Regions from separate parts of the Homo sapiens genome. Here regions 1 and 3 are each linked to region 2. Evidence: chromatin contacts called from ENCODE Hi-C or POLR2A ChIA-PET data. All regions are on one chromosome and are shown on one strand. The core of a region is the stretch at or near the end of the contact, and the rest is flanking DNA. Distances in the headings are between cores, read along the strand shown. Region 1 overlaps FETUB (fetuin B). Region 2 holds the start of ST6GAL1 (ST6 beta-galactoside alpha-2,6-sialyltransferase 1). Region 3 has its middle 20 kb from the start of DNAJB11.

Evidence for each region. Hi-C counts contacts between places; a loop is a spot of excess contacts on that map. ChIA-PET counts read pairs that join two places held with the same protein, here RNA polymerase II (POLR2A). Pooled maps may share reads with other maps.
Region 1: a pooled map shows a loop between it and region 2 (3-fold over the local background). The contact joins the enhancer-like site here to the promoter of ST6GAL1 in region 2. A Hi-C loop is called at or near these places in 1 of 50 pooled maps. POLR2A ChIA-PET finds 5 or more read pairs at or near these places in 2 of 52 experiments (A549 and activated CD4-positive, alpha-beta T cell).
Region 3: a loop to region 2 is called in a pooled map, with 7 times the contacts of the local background. The contact joins the enhancer-like site here to the promoter of ST6GAL1 in region 2. A Hi-C loop is called at or near these places in 1 of 168 maps with a recorded cell type or tissue (heart left ventricle) and 1 of 50 pooled maps.

What each region holds. Positions count from the first base shown.
Region 1 is chr3:186,650,651-186,655,436 of GRCh38, forward strand. It overlaps FETUB (fetuin B), which reads left to right. Exons shown (of 7, transcript NM_014375.3): 6 at 568-651; 7 at 1,613-2,491. The coding sequence ends at 1,981. All of the region lies in intron 1 of HRG-AS1 (HRG and FETUB antisense RNA 1), which reads right to left. Among named protein-coding and RNA genes, the nearest start is that of HRG-AS1, 13 kb to the right of the region's middle. Within about 2 kb of position 2,786, at least 4 of the 41 ENCODE cell types and tissues checked have a DNase peak (open chromatin) inside an H3K27ac peak, as active enhancers do.
Region 2 is chr3:186,929,217-186,933,852 of GRCh38, forward strand. ST6GAL1 (ST6 beta-galactoside alpha-2,6-sialyltransferase 1) reads left to right here and starts at 1,310. Exons shown (of 8, transcript NM_173216.2): 1 at 1,310-1,618. RefSeq lists enhancers at 925-1,533, 3,627-3,676, 3,697-3,756 and silencers at 1,221-1,300, 1,541-1,730.
Region 3 is chr3:186,588,130-186,592,828 of GRCh38, forward strand. No RefSeq gene overlaps it. Among named protein-coding and RNA genes, the nearest start is that of DNAJB11, 20 kb to the left of the region's middle. Within about 2 kb of position 1,807, at least 5 of the 41 ENCODE cell types and tissues checked have a DNase peak (open chromatin) inside an H3K27ac peak, as active enhancers do.

The sequences.
Region 1 (4,786 bases), core at 1,536-4,035, 280 kb before region 2:
AAAAAAGACTGGAAGGAAGGAAATCAAATCACTGCAGGTAACAAATATATTTCATGCAATTTACAGGTCTTTATTTTCTTTTGTTTATCTATATTCTAACTATTACATTTGTAATAAGGAAACAAAGCTACTTTACTTTTAAGTAAAGAGAAATTTAAGGAGCTGAGAGTGGTTTTGTCTGAGAAGAGAAATGTCAGGTGGAACGCACTTAAAGGGCTGCTATATAAAAGATGAAAACACGTTTTCTAATTGACCCAAGGGTAGAACTAAGGCCAAGAGGTAGAAGTTGTATGGACATAACTTTCCACTCAACACAAAGAATTTTTTTAACAAACAGAGTTTCATTCCTCAAGAAATACTGAGTTTCTCATTATTGGAGGCAATTTAGCCTAATTTGGATGATTTCTTGGTAGGGGTGATCTAGAAAGAATTGACTCAGAGTCTACCTGTTACATAGTAGAAGCATAAAAATGTTGATTGGCTGTGTATCTACACAAGTAGAAAGCTAGTTGATTTCCATCTGTGATCACTGGTAATACTCACATGACATTGTATTTTCTCTTTTAGCCTGTTGGTCTTTGCAAAGGTTCTCTGACTCGAACACACTGGGAAAAGTTTGTCTCTGTGACTTGTGACTTCTTTGAATCACAGGTATTTTTCAATCTAATTGCCTGTCTTTCTGTGAAGAAGAGCAGATTATCGATAGTTACCTGCCACTACCTTACCCCCTCCTTTGATTTTCCCAACCACCTTGCTCACCACTTTGCGCAGGCTAGCCTGAGTCCACATCCACAGGATAGCCAGTCAAAGACCTGTTATGCCTTGTTTCAGTCGCAATATGGTCCTGCAGAATAAGCAAGACAAATTCAGAAACAGGGAACTGCTGGCTTGGATGTGATTCAAGCCTCTGAGACATTAAATTCAGCGTCCCAAAGAAACCTTACCTCAAGCCACAGGGAGAAGTTATTTCCATGAAAATATTCAATCCCTTTCCAGAAGTGTTTATTGCGCACTTATTATAAGGTAGCCTGGTATATTTGAGAGGCAGTTTATATTTGAGGTGTATTTGTGCCTGGTATATTTGAAGCAGTTGAAACAGGACACTTGGGATCCAGTTTTGCTCTGGTACCTGTGAGCTGTGTAACAGGCACACACTTACCTGTTCGAGTTTTGGTTGCCTCATTTATAAAATGGGATTGCGACACTGCATCATTCAGATCCCTGTGAGAAGCAAGTGAAAGGACCTGAATGAAGGGTGCTGTACAAGGCCTGGTGCAGAATAAACAAGCAAGGAAAGGCACCTGCTGCTTCCACTACTGGGAACAGAAAGAGAGCTTGCTGGAGACTTCGAGTGAGTCATTGAACCTCTCTGGGCCATTATTCAGCTCTGAAATTGTGAGACTTACAGTCTCACAGTCAAGCTTCTACAGGTCCTGGTTCCCCCTGGCCCTTATCTGTTTTGTTTTTTAACCCTTTCACCAGGAGGCCCATCCCTCTACCTAGTCTCCCTTTGAAATGTTCCAACAGAAAGGCACAGATCAGCTTAGGCTGGTACTAGGCATGGGAGGACTTTCCCTGTGGAACTCTACATTCAAAAATGTTCTCATTCCAGGCTCCAGCCACTGGAAGTGAAAACTCTGCTGTTAACCAGAAACCTACAAACCTTCCCAAGGTGGAAGAATCCCAGCAGAAAAACACCCCCCCAACAGACTCCCCCTCCAAAGCTGGGCCAAGAGGATCTGTCCAATATCTTCCTGACTTGGATGATAAAAATTCCCAGGAAAAGGGCCCTCAGGAGGCCTTTCCTGTGCATCTGGACCTAACCACGAATCCCCAGGGAGAAACCCTGGATATTTCCTTCCTCTTCCTGGAGCCTATGGAGGAGAAGCTGGTGGTCCTGCCTTTCCCCAAAGAAAAAGCACGCACTGCTGAGTGCCCAGGGCCAGCCCAGAATGCCAGCCCTCTTGTCCTTCCGCCATGAGAATCACACAGAGTCTTCTGTAGGGGTATGGTGCGCCGCATGACATGGGAGGCGATGGGGACGATGGACAGAGACAGAGCGTGCACACGTAGAGTGGCTAGTGAAGGACGCCTTTTTGACTCTTCTTGGTCTCAGCATGTTGACTGGGATTGGAAATAATGAGACTGAGCCCTCGGCTTGGGCTGCACTCTACCCTGTACACTGCCTTGTACCCTGAGCTGCATCACCTCCTAAACTGAGCAGTCTCATACCATGGAGAGATGCCTCTCTTATGTCTTCAGCCACTCACTTATAAAGATACTTATCTTTTCAGCAGTATATATGTGCTGAAATCTCAGCATGAAAGCATTGCATGAGTAAAGATACTTTCCCTAACACCGGGAGGCGTGAGCAACTAATGCCCAGCACAGTTTCAGTCCCTAAATTCCCTTTAATTCCAGGACAGGTATTAGCTGCGTAGGGCCCATACCATTTCCAACCCTCTACCTCTTTTCATCTGTCTGGAAGTCTCCAGGTCTCAACAGTGGGGTAATTCACTTAGAGCTGGAGGCACATAGAAGGGAAGTGCACATGTGGCCTGTGCTAGACACTGTGGGAGCAGCAGACCGTGACAGTTCTCATCACTGTTACAATTTCTCTAGGACAGTTAGAGGAGGGCTCATCACAGCATTCAATTACAGTCTACGTTTTCCTTCTTTCAAACACTGCAGGGCCAATTTCCCCTCATTCAGTGATACCTATGTGCACACGCACACATGCACAGCAGATAAGACTTTGGACATTTTGACAGAGAATTTGCAGATGCAGCTATTGTCCTCTATCTTGGTGGCTGTTAGAAGAGGCACACAGGCCTCAGCATAATTTGCATAAGAGACGTAGACAATGTTCACACTCTGTTCCTCTTATCTGCTTCTCATAAGAAGGAAGTGATTATGTGGGGGTGTCATGTGGGGTCTTACACCGTGTTGGTCAGGGTCTGAAAGAAGCAGAATTGTACTCAGGTGGCTCAACTAAAAAGACTTCAGTTGGCTCAGCGTGCTGGCTCATGCTTGTAATCCCAGCACTTTGGGAGGCTGAGGCGGCCAGATCACCGGAGGTCAGGAGTTTGAGACCAGCCTGGCCAACATGGTGAAACCCTGTCTCTACTAAAAATACAAAAATTAGCCGGGCATGGTGGTACATATCTGTAATCCCAGTCACTCGGGAGGCTGAGGCAGGAGAATCGCTTGAACCTGGGAGGTGGAGGCTGCAGTGAGCTGAGATAATGCCACTGTTCGCCACCAGCATGGGTAACAGAGCTAGACGCCATCTCAAAAAAAGAAAAAGACTTCAGTGAAGGGACCTTTAGTGAAGGCTTGTTGCCCAGGCTAAGGGAAGGCCAAGGGATGCTGAGGCACCTGGACAGCCTTTGCCACCCGAGGCTGAGCAGGAGCAGGAGTGGCTAGCTTCCCCGCTCTGTTGGAACTATCCTGTGGAGAAGCCGCCCTGCAGAAGCCGCCCTGGTGGAGGGATGCAGCCCCTGCAGAACCCGGTGCTGGAACGAGAAGGAGCAGGGAATAAGCACCCTCCCCTCTCCCTCCCTTCCTGTTTCCTTCCAATCTCCTCCTCCCAATGGCTCTTTGAACTCAATGGTAAACTAGCCAGCAGGGAGAGCCTGGGTTATTCAATTCCCTGGAGCCAGCCTGGGAGACAAGACCAGGCAGAGAAAATCAAAGGATGGGCCTGAGGCAAACAGAGAGAAACCATTAGGAGCCTTAGCTGGGGTTTCCCAAGGGGTGTTCTATAAGGCCCTTCTCTACTGGTAAAAGGATGGGGAAGGGCCTCAGACTTTGTTTCTCCTTCTATCTACCACCTCCTTTGTCTTTCCATGGCTTAATTCGTGAAAAACTAGATTGTTCCCATGCTTGCCACTTCCCCACCACCTCTTCATTCCTTAGGTCACAGTAATGTGAATCTATCTCTTTTCCCATAACCCACTGACTTGGTGTTCCCTAACAATCTTTTATTTTAAATTAAAAAAAAAATTTCTGTTCACTTTTACTTACACTTTCAAGCATCTGGCAATGCTGACTTTGCTTGCTCTTCAGATTTTTTCAAGGAGATTGTGTCCCACAGCCTCCAGGTTTTTCTTCTAGCTTTCTGACCACTCCCCCTCATATCCCACCTTGGGCTCCTCTTCTCTGGCTCATCTCTTAGATGCTGTTTCTCTGGCTTTCAGTCCTTGATCTTTTTTTCTTACTCTGCAGACTCAGTGCAGACAAGCTAATCTGCATCCTTGTCAATAGTTGCAAAATGCTGCATTTATTACTGATCTGAGGCTGTTGTGTTCAAGTCATCAGTAGTTTGCAAATTGCTAACACTAATCTTCTACGACAAAATTTCAGGAGCTGAGTATTTCTAGTTATACAATATTAAGAGTTACCTCAGCTGAATGTTTAAAAAGAACATATTCAACAATAGGAAAATGAGCAACCCAATTTAAAAATGGGCAAAACATTTAAAAAAAATGAGATCGTGTCTTTCGCAGGAACATGGATGGAGCTGAAGGTTATTATCCTTAGCAAACTAATGCAGGAACAGAAAACCAAATATCGCATGCTCTCACTTATAAGTGGGAGCTAAATAATGAGAACACATGGACACATAGAGGGAAACAACACACACTGGGACCTACTCAAGGGTGGAGGGTGGGAGGAGGGAGAGGGTCAGAAGAAAATGACTGTTTGGTAGTAGGCTTAGTACTTGCCTGACAAATAATCTGTACTACAAACCCCTGCGACATGAGTTTACCTATATAACAAATGT
Region 2 (4,636 bases), core at 60-2,559:
TCACAGGATCCTGAAAACAACGCTTTCCTTAATATCTCCATTTTGCAGAAGAGGAAAGGGAGGCTCACAGGATGTGGAACTCACCCAAGAAGGCACAGCGAGTTGGTCATAAAGATTTGAATTCACTCTGGCTGGCACTCCCTTCAATTGGAGCTCTTTGTACTGAGCAAAAATGCCTCAGGGGCAGCAGGGAAGGGAATGACAGTATCAGCAGAAGGGAGCCAGGATCAGGACAGGGAGGAAGCAGTGTTTGGAAGAAGGGTGCTGGGGACAGGGTGCGGATGTAACTTCCCTTTCCAAGGTTGGTGATGTGGGGTAGGCACCTCATTTGGAGACAGAACTCTGGGCCTGGGCTTCAGGCACTTTAAGTGTGCACTGGACTTTGTGTTCCCAGAGGACCCCCAAACCTTCCAGTATCTCCTTCCTTTCCCCTTTCCCACCCAGCACACAGCCTGGTGCCTAGTGTGCACTCAGTAGACAACTGGGATATGACTATTGCCTCTGGTAGTCACATCCTCTCTTTGGGCTATGGGAGGCTGGACTGGAGGCCTTAAAGGCCCCTTCCGCCCTCCTGTTGGGCAGTTTTTCTTTCTTAGGGAAATCGCCTTGGGGCTATCGGGGATGGTCAGTACGCAGCTTGGTTAATCCTCTTTCCTTCCCCAGCAGCCCCACCGTCGTCCGGGTGAAAAGAAAGAACCTCGCTCCCTTCACCATCCAGGCTGAGGCTTCAGTCTTTCAGCCTGCAGCTTGGGGTGGAAGCCTCTGGGTGCAGGGGTTCGAGGACGCTCCTCTCCTTCTGTATTTGCCATTTGAGAGCGCCCAGTAGGAGTCATGCCTCAATGTTAGGAGGTTAATGCCAAACGCAGTGAAAGATTTTGTTCTTTCCTATTCTAGATAAGAGCAACACGAGTCTTCGGAGAGGTTAAGCGACTTCCTCAGGGTCTCGCAGTCAGCCGGTAGCAGAGACCGGGTGTACAGCACCCGCATGTTAGGACCAAAAGCCGGACACTGCTGGATTGACCCCTCGCGGCCAAGCGGGGAAGAGGCATTTAGGGGTCCTTGCGCAGCCGCGTGGCCCCTCCCACTCGGCCCTCGATCCACCCTCCTTGAGAGCAGGCAGGATTCTAGCATCACCCAGTGCCTTCATCAAGAGTCTTTAACCCCAAGCCCGCTCGCTAGCGACCTCCAGGCCGGTTTGGGGCGCGGTGTGGCCGGTGGCGAGAGGTGGAGTGGGGGCGGAGACCGACCCAGTCTTCGCAACTCTATTTGCATACGGAGGCGACTCGCTTCCTTCCCGCCCCTCCGCCGCGCTCTTCTTCCTTCCTTCTCCAGTCCCTTCCACTGTGCGTCTTCTGTCCCCCGTTCTTCCCCAGCGGACCCCTCTTTCGAGACTCCCTAGTGGGGTCCCCAGCTCCCGGGCGATCCTGCCCTTGCCGAGCGCGTTTTCTGGAGTCACCTGGGGGAGGGGAGTCCTGGGCAGGGCCGGGCTGGGGAAGACGCCTGGGGCACTGCCCGGCGTTAACAAAGGGAGCCGATACCGACCGGCGTGGGCGCGGAGCGGGCGGCCGCCACCGAGCGTGCTGAGCAACCGCAGCCTCCGCGGCCGAGAGTGCAGCGAGTGAGTAGGGGGTGCGGTGGGCGGCGGCGCGGCCCGGGCTATCCCGGGAGGAGTGTGATGCAAAGGGGCGCGGGAGGATAGCGGAGGCGCGGGGCCCGCGGCGCGCGTAGGGCGCAGGGAATCTCTCTCCAGCTCCGCCTCAGCTGCCTTGGCTCCGGGGCTGGCCGCCTTTTGGTTGGGGGTGTGTGCATTTTTGTCAGGGCCAAAGGGCCACCCTGGCTTCTCTCTGGCTCCGCGAGCCTGCGGATCCACAACAAACCCACGTGCGCACAGCCCCGGGGAACACGGATTTCTCCACGGCACCGTCAGTATGGGGTGGGGTGGCGTGGGGGCATTGCGCCTTGCAGAGTCTGGGTTTACGGATCGACAAATTGAGGCCCGCGGCAGCGGAGGGGGCACAGGCACCATAACAAACGCACGTGCGCCCTGCCCGGAGAGCTGGACGCACTGCATACCCTTAGGGGCCGCCCTGCGGTGCCGGGCCATTGTCTCAGCCTCGGGGGAGGGAGTGGCTCTAGAGGCGCCACTTGCTGGAAGAGGGCGAGAGAGACATTTAAAAGGTACCGCTTGGGCATCAGACTAAACTGCCAGACTTAAAAAGGGAAACCAAAACAAGAAAGCAGCTACAAAAAGGTTACTCCAGGCTGAGTCGGTCCCCGGCCGTGGCGCATTCTTTTGGGTGAAGTGGACCACCCCTCACCTTCACCTCCTGGAGGTCTCTTAGAGATGTGGGTTGGGTTAAGGGTCTAAGGGTGCCCCTCAAAAAAAGAGAGTGCTGGGTGCACTATTGTCCCCGCACTCCGGCGATTGCCTCTGTGGGGATATTTTGGTCGCCTCCTCAGCCTGCGGGAAGAATGTACGAGTCGCCCAGTGCGGTCTTGCTCTTTGCCTCTGAGGCCCGTGTCCGTGTGCCCAGACACCCCAGATGTCACTAGCCCCTTTTGGCTTGTTAATGCATTTTCGCAAGCAAGGCCAGCCGAGACCTCGTATTCTAGCTGGGGACGTACAATTTTCAGTTCTGAGTTTATTTGAAAGAAATTCCGAGGTCCGGAAAAAGAGAACTCTTGTTTGTTTTGCTTTTTCTTTGCTTACATATGCTCAGCTCAGCTTTGCAGATGTTAATCGGACACGATCTGCAGCGGGGAGATGGTTTCGCGGTGAATTGGTCTCTGAGGCGATGGTGTTGGTGCAGGTTGTGGGCGTGCAGTGTGAGCAGGAATGGAGGCGCCGCCGCCCCAGTGTGTGCCTGCTGAGCGGGCGGGCTGCTGCCTCACCTTGGCTAGTGTGGCTGAAGATTAACCTGTCCCCGGGGGGGGAACTGGAGAGCCTCCAATCCTATTCCGCTGTTATTGAAAAGGTCTAGAGAGCATCTAGGGAGCCTTCTCATTTTACAGGCAGGAAGCTGAGGCCGGAGAGTTCAGCCACTTGTCCAAGTTTAAACCGGGTGAAACGGGCCACAGAGAGAACACTTGAGTGTGGGTCTCCCAACTCCCACTGCATCGCTCAGCGGGCAACTAAAGGCAAAACCGGGATTCTGTGATTGGCCTAAAAGGCAGTGGCCTTAGGCAGAATAGGGTGAAACAAAGAGTAATTCAAATAGAAAGCTGCACCCTTCCATTATCCCTTTCAAGAATTCTTTATTCTGTTGAGAAAAAATAGATTTAGTAATTCCTTACTCTCCTTCAAGCCTTTCAAAAGCTTAGTTATTTTTCTCTCCTGGCTGCCCCTTCCCCTCAAATTGGAATAAGGCCAGCTACGGAGACTCAGATGTTTTGCCTCTCATCCTTGTGCCAGGAGGCCTTTGTTTGGGCAAAAGCATGGGCTGTTGACATCAGCCCCACGGGGAAGAAAGTGTGTCTTAGCAAGCTACTCCTGAGCCACTTGTGGGAGAACAAAGCATTGTTTTCACTGATCTTATTAAAGTTACTTTTTTTTTAACGAGAGTCCCATGGAAGTAGCTGCTTATTTTTGTATTTGGCAGAGAAGTAGGAAAACCAAAAAAACACTGAGAAGCCGGATTTCCCCAAAGTTAACATGTTGTTTTGCACTGTGCCTGTTATCTCCTAGTTACACTTGTTTCTTTTCCTTAGAGTTTCCAGCGTGTTTCACTTTCAATGTGATTCTGGTAGCAACAGGAGGCAGCTGGATGCCTAGGCAGATAGGGTCAGGTACCCGGTGAAACCCCCACCTCCAGGCCAAAGACAGTTTAAAGCCTGAAAGCCAAGCTACGAGTTAAATCCTCAGACCAGAGTGAGAACTTGTTTGGCGTGCTTTCCCCTAATTGATTCCTACATTTCGCCTGTTTTACATATACCCACTTTTTCCTAATTGGTTTTCTACGCTGCCGTGCCCACCTTTGAGTGGTGTCTTTGCTTTCATCTTTTTTGCATACTCACAAACCGGTCAGCATGCACTCCCTATTCTGAGTCCATAAAAGGCCCCTGACCCAGCCACATTGGGGAACTTTTCCGTCTTCAGGTAGGGGACCAACCCGGTGTCCCCTCTCTGCTGAAAGCTGTTTTCAACACTCAATAAAATTCTTATCTGCCTTCCTCTCCCTTCAATGTCCAGTGTATCCTCATTATCCTTTGGTGTGGTGCACGAGCTCGGAACCACCGAACGCGGGTACAAGCTATAATACAGTGAGCTGGGACACACCTGCATGGCCGAGCGAGCACAGGTGGGGCATTGCTGGCCCGAGGACCAAGAAGAAAAATCCTACATCAATTCCTCTTGGCACTGCAGTATAGTTTTCTCACCAGGACGCTGACCCTGTAAGGAACTTCAGAAATCATGTGACTGGACCCTTTTACTTTCCAGATGGGAAAAGTGAGGCCTAGAGAAGAGAAATTGCTTGCCTAATGATACACAACAATGCGTGGTCTACTTTTAGTGCACCTTTTTGCGTAAAAGGGAAATGGTTGCATCAAACCAGTAGTTGTTGGTACTCCAGAGAAAAGCCAAAGTTATGGTTGTTATAACAACACCCTTTAAGTCAGAGAACCAATTCCTTATGGA
Region 3 (4,699 bases), core at 557-3,056, 340 kb before region 2:
ACACTGGATTTTGAAGACTTAGTATAAAAAAAAAGTAAAATGTCTCAATTTTATATTGACTACATGTTTAAATGATAGCATTTTGAATATAACTGGTGAAATAAAATAGATTATTAAAAACAATATATTACTAAAATTCACCTGAGTTTTTTTCACTTTTTAGAATTTGGCTAATAGGAAATTTTAATTACGTATGTAGTTCACATTATATTTCTGTGGATTGCACTGCTCTAAGAGTCTCGCCCAGGCTGTGCCAGGTCACTCAACAGAAGTTGACTAGTACTTTGGGATAAAGGGCCTCATATTTACTCCTATTCAGTTACCTCCCCCTCACTCAGTTGGCCCAGTGGTCCAGTCTGTTACCATGTTTTGGGATCCTCCAATTCAGGCATTCAGTATGAGCCTCTCCACCTGATGTTATCTGTGCACTGTATTGACTGAGACATAAGATTTTCATCTAAACAGTGAATAAAAGCACTAGCCAAAGAATTGAAGTCAACTCTTAGTTAGATTTTGCCACTGAAAGCTTGCTCCAGGTTGACAATCATCTGAACATCAGGGTAAAGTCGTATCAACCTCCATAAGAATAATTGATTTTGCATCTAGCCATATTTCTTTATCTTGTCCACACAGGTATGCTGAGAGATCTTGTTGAAATCCAGTTAGACAACAGCCTGTTAGGAAATGAGGTGTGTCTGTTATGACACTCTTCGTGAGCCCATACTGGGGCCTAGGGATCTTCACTTTCACATTTAGGTGATTTTCTCAGTATTCTGGAATTGTCTCCAGTCCAGAAGACAGGATTTCCTTCAAAGAAAGTGTTTCTTATCATCAATCACCTCTTCCCTCTTGGACTTCCATTTCCTCTTACTGATGTTCACTTTACCCTTTTATATTGAAAACATCATTTTTTGACAGAATATAGAAACAAAACGGGAGGTTTTATGTACCATAGTGTTACCATGTGCATGCTCTAGAATCACACTGATCAGATTCAAATTCCAGTTCTACCATTTACTAGTTGTGCCTTAATTTCTCCCTCTGTAAAATGGTGATAATAACAGTACATGTTTCATAGAGTTGTTGGTTGATTTGACATTTACAACTGGAATGCCTCTCTTGGGATAGGCAGTTCAAAAAGAACAAGTTAATAATATATGTTGCACAACTGAGGTTTGGGAGGCTTATGATTTTTTAAAATTTTCCTTCCCTCTGCAATGCATGATGTTTGTGTGAAGGTGGCGCTAAAATAATGCCGTGAGAGCTATCGGCTCTGGAGCCCCAGACCTGTTTTTTTTTTTTTTTTTTTAAGCCATTTTCTAGCTCTTGCCACTAAAAATCAGGATATTAAGTAAAACAATAATAATTATAATTTTCAATGCAAACTCAAATAATAATGCATTTAACTACCCTCCTCTTTTAGTCTCCCTTAATCTTAACGTAGACAAGGCAGATGCCATACAGGCTGGATTTTGATTTGGAGCCTGATTCTGCCAAATAATAATAATAATAAATTAAAGGATGGTTTCCGAGAATTAGTAACAGTTATGGAAGCCACTGCAAGGGGCCAAATTAGGTGATTAAGAACAAGGCCGAGCACGGTGGCTCATGCCTGTAATCCCAACACTTTGGAAGGCCGAGGCAGGCGGATCCCCTGAGGTCAGGAGTTCGAGACCCGCCTGGCCAACATGATGAAACCCCATCTCTACTAAAGATACAAAAATTAGCCAGGTGTGGTGGCACATGCCTGTAATCTCAGATACTTGAGAGGCTGAGGCAGGAGAATCACTTGAACGTGGGAGGCAGAGGTTGCAGTGAGCCAAGATTGCGCCACCACTGCATTCCAGCCTGGGTAACACACCGAGACTCCATCTCAAAAAAAAAAAAAAAAAAGCAATCATGTAATTAAGTCTTCTGTGTTTTCTACCAGTTAGGTAACATTAAACCAGAACAGGAAATGTGATAATGTTTTCAGCAAGGTGTTTGATGATTCATCTTGTGATATCCCCTGGAGATAAAATAGAGGCACATAGTTGGATTCATAACTCACTAGTTACTGTTGAACATACTGTTGATTAATGGCTCAATGTCAACCTGTAAAGGAGAGAAGAGAGTCTTTGCTGGCACAAAACAAAGCTATGTTTTCAGTCCTGATCTGTTCAATAGTTTTATTGTCAGTGAGCATTTCAGGAAGAGCACTTAAAACACCAGGTGCCTACTGTGTGTAAGTCACAGAGTTTTCACAGCTCTTATATGTTTGTCATTGCAATAAGTCCTAGGAAGGGGCAGGACGCATTAAAACTGACCAGATAAGCTTTTGGCTGTTGTACAATGTTTCAAGTGGGAAAAAGCAACTTAACCTGTAAGAACAGGGTTGGGGTACACCAGCTTCATCAACAGCATTGAGAGGGAAGCATGATTTGACAGTAATGCTATCACGGTGTCATTTGAATTGATGTCCCCCAACATAATCACAAAGGGTCTTGCACTTTGTGGGCAGAGTAACTGTAACAAAATAGAGTCAGTAGAACAAAAAGTATAACCACCAGGGCCATTATAAGAAGCTGTAAGTCTTCGAAATATGAGTTAAATGCCTCTGTGTTTTCTGGTAAAGAAATGTTGACATTGGTGGGAGCAAAGGTCTTCCTCTAATTCTCAGCAACTGGTAGAGAAGAAAAGCAAGGGCATCACAAGAAGCAAGGGGAGAACGTAATGATAACACAAGGGTGGTGTCCTGGTTACTCTTGTCATTGTCATATAACAAATTATCCTAGCATTTACTGGCTTAACGCAGCAACATTTGTTTTTTTCTCACAAATCTGCAATATGAGCTAGACTGATGGAGACAACTCCTTTGCTCTACTTGGTGTCAGCTGGGACAACAGCTTGAAGGCTGGGTCTGGAGTCATTTCTACTCACATGTCTGACAGTTCATTCTGGGAGGTGGGAGGACTCAAGCAGCTGGGAACTGGAAATGGGGAGACTCCTCACGAATCTTTATCTCTGTGTGGTTTCTGCAGCATGGTGGCTATACATAGCTGGACTTCTTACATATTGGCTCAGGGCTCCCAAGACACGTTTCCCAAAAGGAAGTGGAAATGGGTAGAAGCTTTAGTTCTTCTTATGACTTAGCCTCATAAGTCGTGCAGCATCCTTTCCATCGCATTTTCATTTATGGAGGCAGCCACAAAGGCTCATCCCTCTTCCTGGGGAGGGGAATTAGACTGGACCTTTCAAGAAAAGAATCTTTAAGGTTCTGAAGGATATGTAGACCTGCAAATATTGTTGTGGCCATTTTTTGGAAAATACAGTTTGCCCCAGGTGATCAAATGAGACAGCCATACAATTAGCAGCTGAGACTGTGGAACATCAGAACAGCCATGGAGGGGCCACATAGTGCTCACAAAAGGCAAGTGAATTCAGAAAGAATGAGGTGACCATTTGCAAGTCCATGAGTACCAACCCCTATCCCTGCCATCAAGGAAGGAAAGCATTCTCGCAGCTGGAGTTTCAGGGATGAGATCTGAGCAAATGTCACACCATTCTGGCCCCTAGGATTATCCCTTTCTCTGCTGGGGTGCCTGGGAAATGTGGATTACACATCGGTGATATTAATGAGAACATGAGAGATGCTGATCTATGGACACTCGAAACTGAGAGGAATGTCAAATGACAGATCTGGTTTCTCACTATAGCTGCCAACACCTCTCAGATCCCAGTTCCAGAAAAAGAGGACAACTATCTGTTTTTTTAAACCTAATAGTATGAGAAAAGTCTCTTCAAGTAAATTGTATCTTCTACTACTCTACAGGACTCAACATAATCATCACTGAATTTATTTCTTCTGATTGCCAGGCACTGTGCTAGGTGCTGGGATATATAAGAGAGCTTTTTAACATAAAACGCACACACCTAATTAGCCAGCAAGCAAGACAAACAAAGGCTGAATCACTGGCCAGTAAGAAATCTTAAATATGTTAGTTAAACATGGAAAGTTGAGTTCATTTACCACAGAAAGAACACTTACAATTAAATTATGACAATGGCCGGGCGCGGTGGCTCATGCCTGTAATCTCAGCACTTTGGGAGGCCAAGGCGGGCGGATCATGAGGTCAGGAGTTTGAGACCAGCCCGACCAACATGGTGAAACCCCATCTCTACTAAAGATACAAAAATTAGCTGGGCACGGTGGTGCATGCCTGTAATCCCAGCTACTCAGGAGGCTGAGGCAGGGGAATCACTTGAACCCGGGAGGCGGAGGTTGCAGTGAGCCGAGATCACGAGATCACGCCACTGCACTCCAGCCTGGGCAAGAGACCGGGACTCTGTCTCAAAAACAAACAAACAAAAAAATGACAGTAAAACATGTTTCAACAGTCTATGCAATAAACAGAGAAGGAGGCCACACTCTGCATTGCCTGCATTATCCATCACAGGATTTTTGCCCTGGGCCTCACAAGCCCAGTCTGTTGATGAGCAAGTGGTTAAAGCTATGTCCCCTTCATGTGTGGCCATTGCCTTTGTAGGGGGCATTTTGAAGACATTGAAGAAGAACGTAAAGGATTCCTCGATTTTTGATCCACTTAGATGGTAAAACTGTAGATAATGAAAGAGATTTTAGAACTCAGAACAAGACCTTTGAGAAATTCTCTGTGAAGCCCATAAGAACAACCTAAAAATAGGCATTTCTACTTGCTAT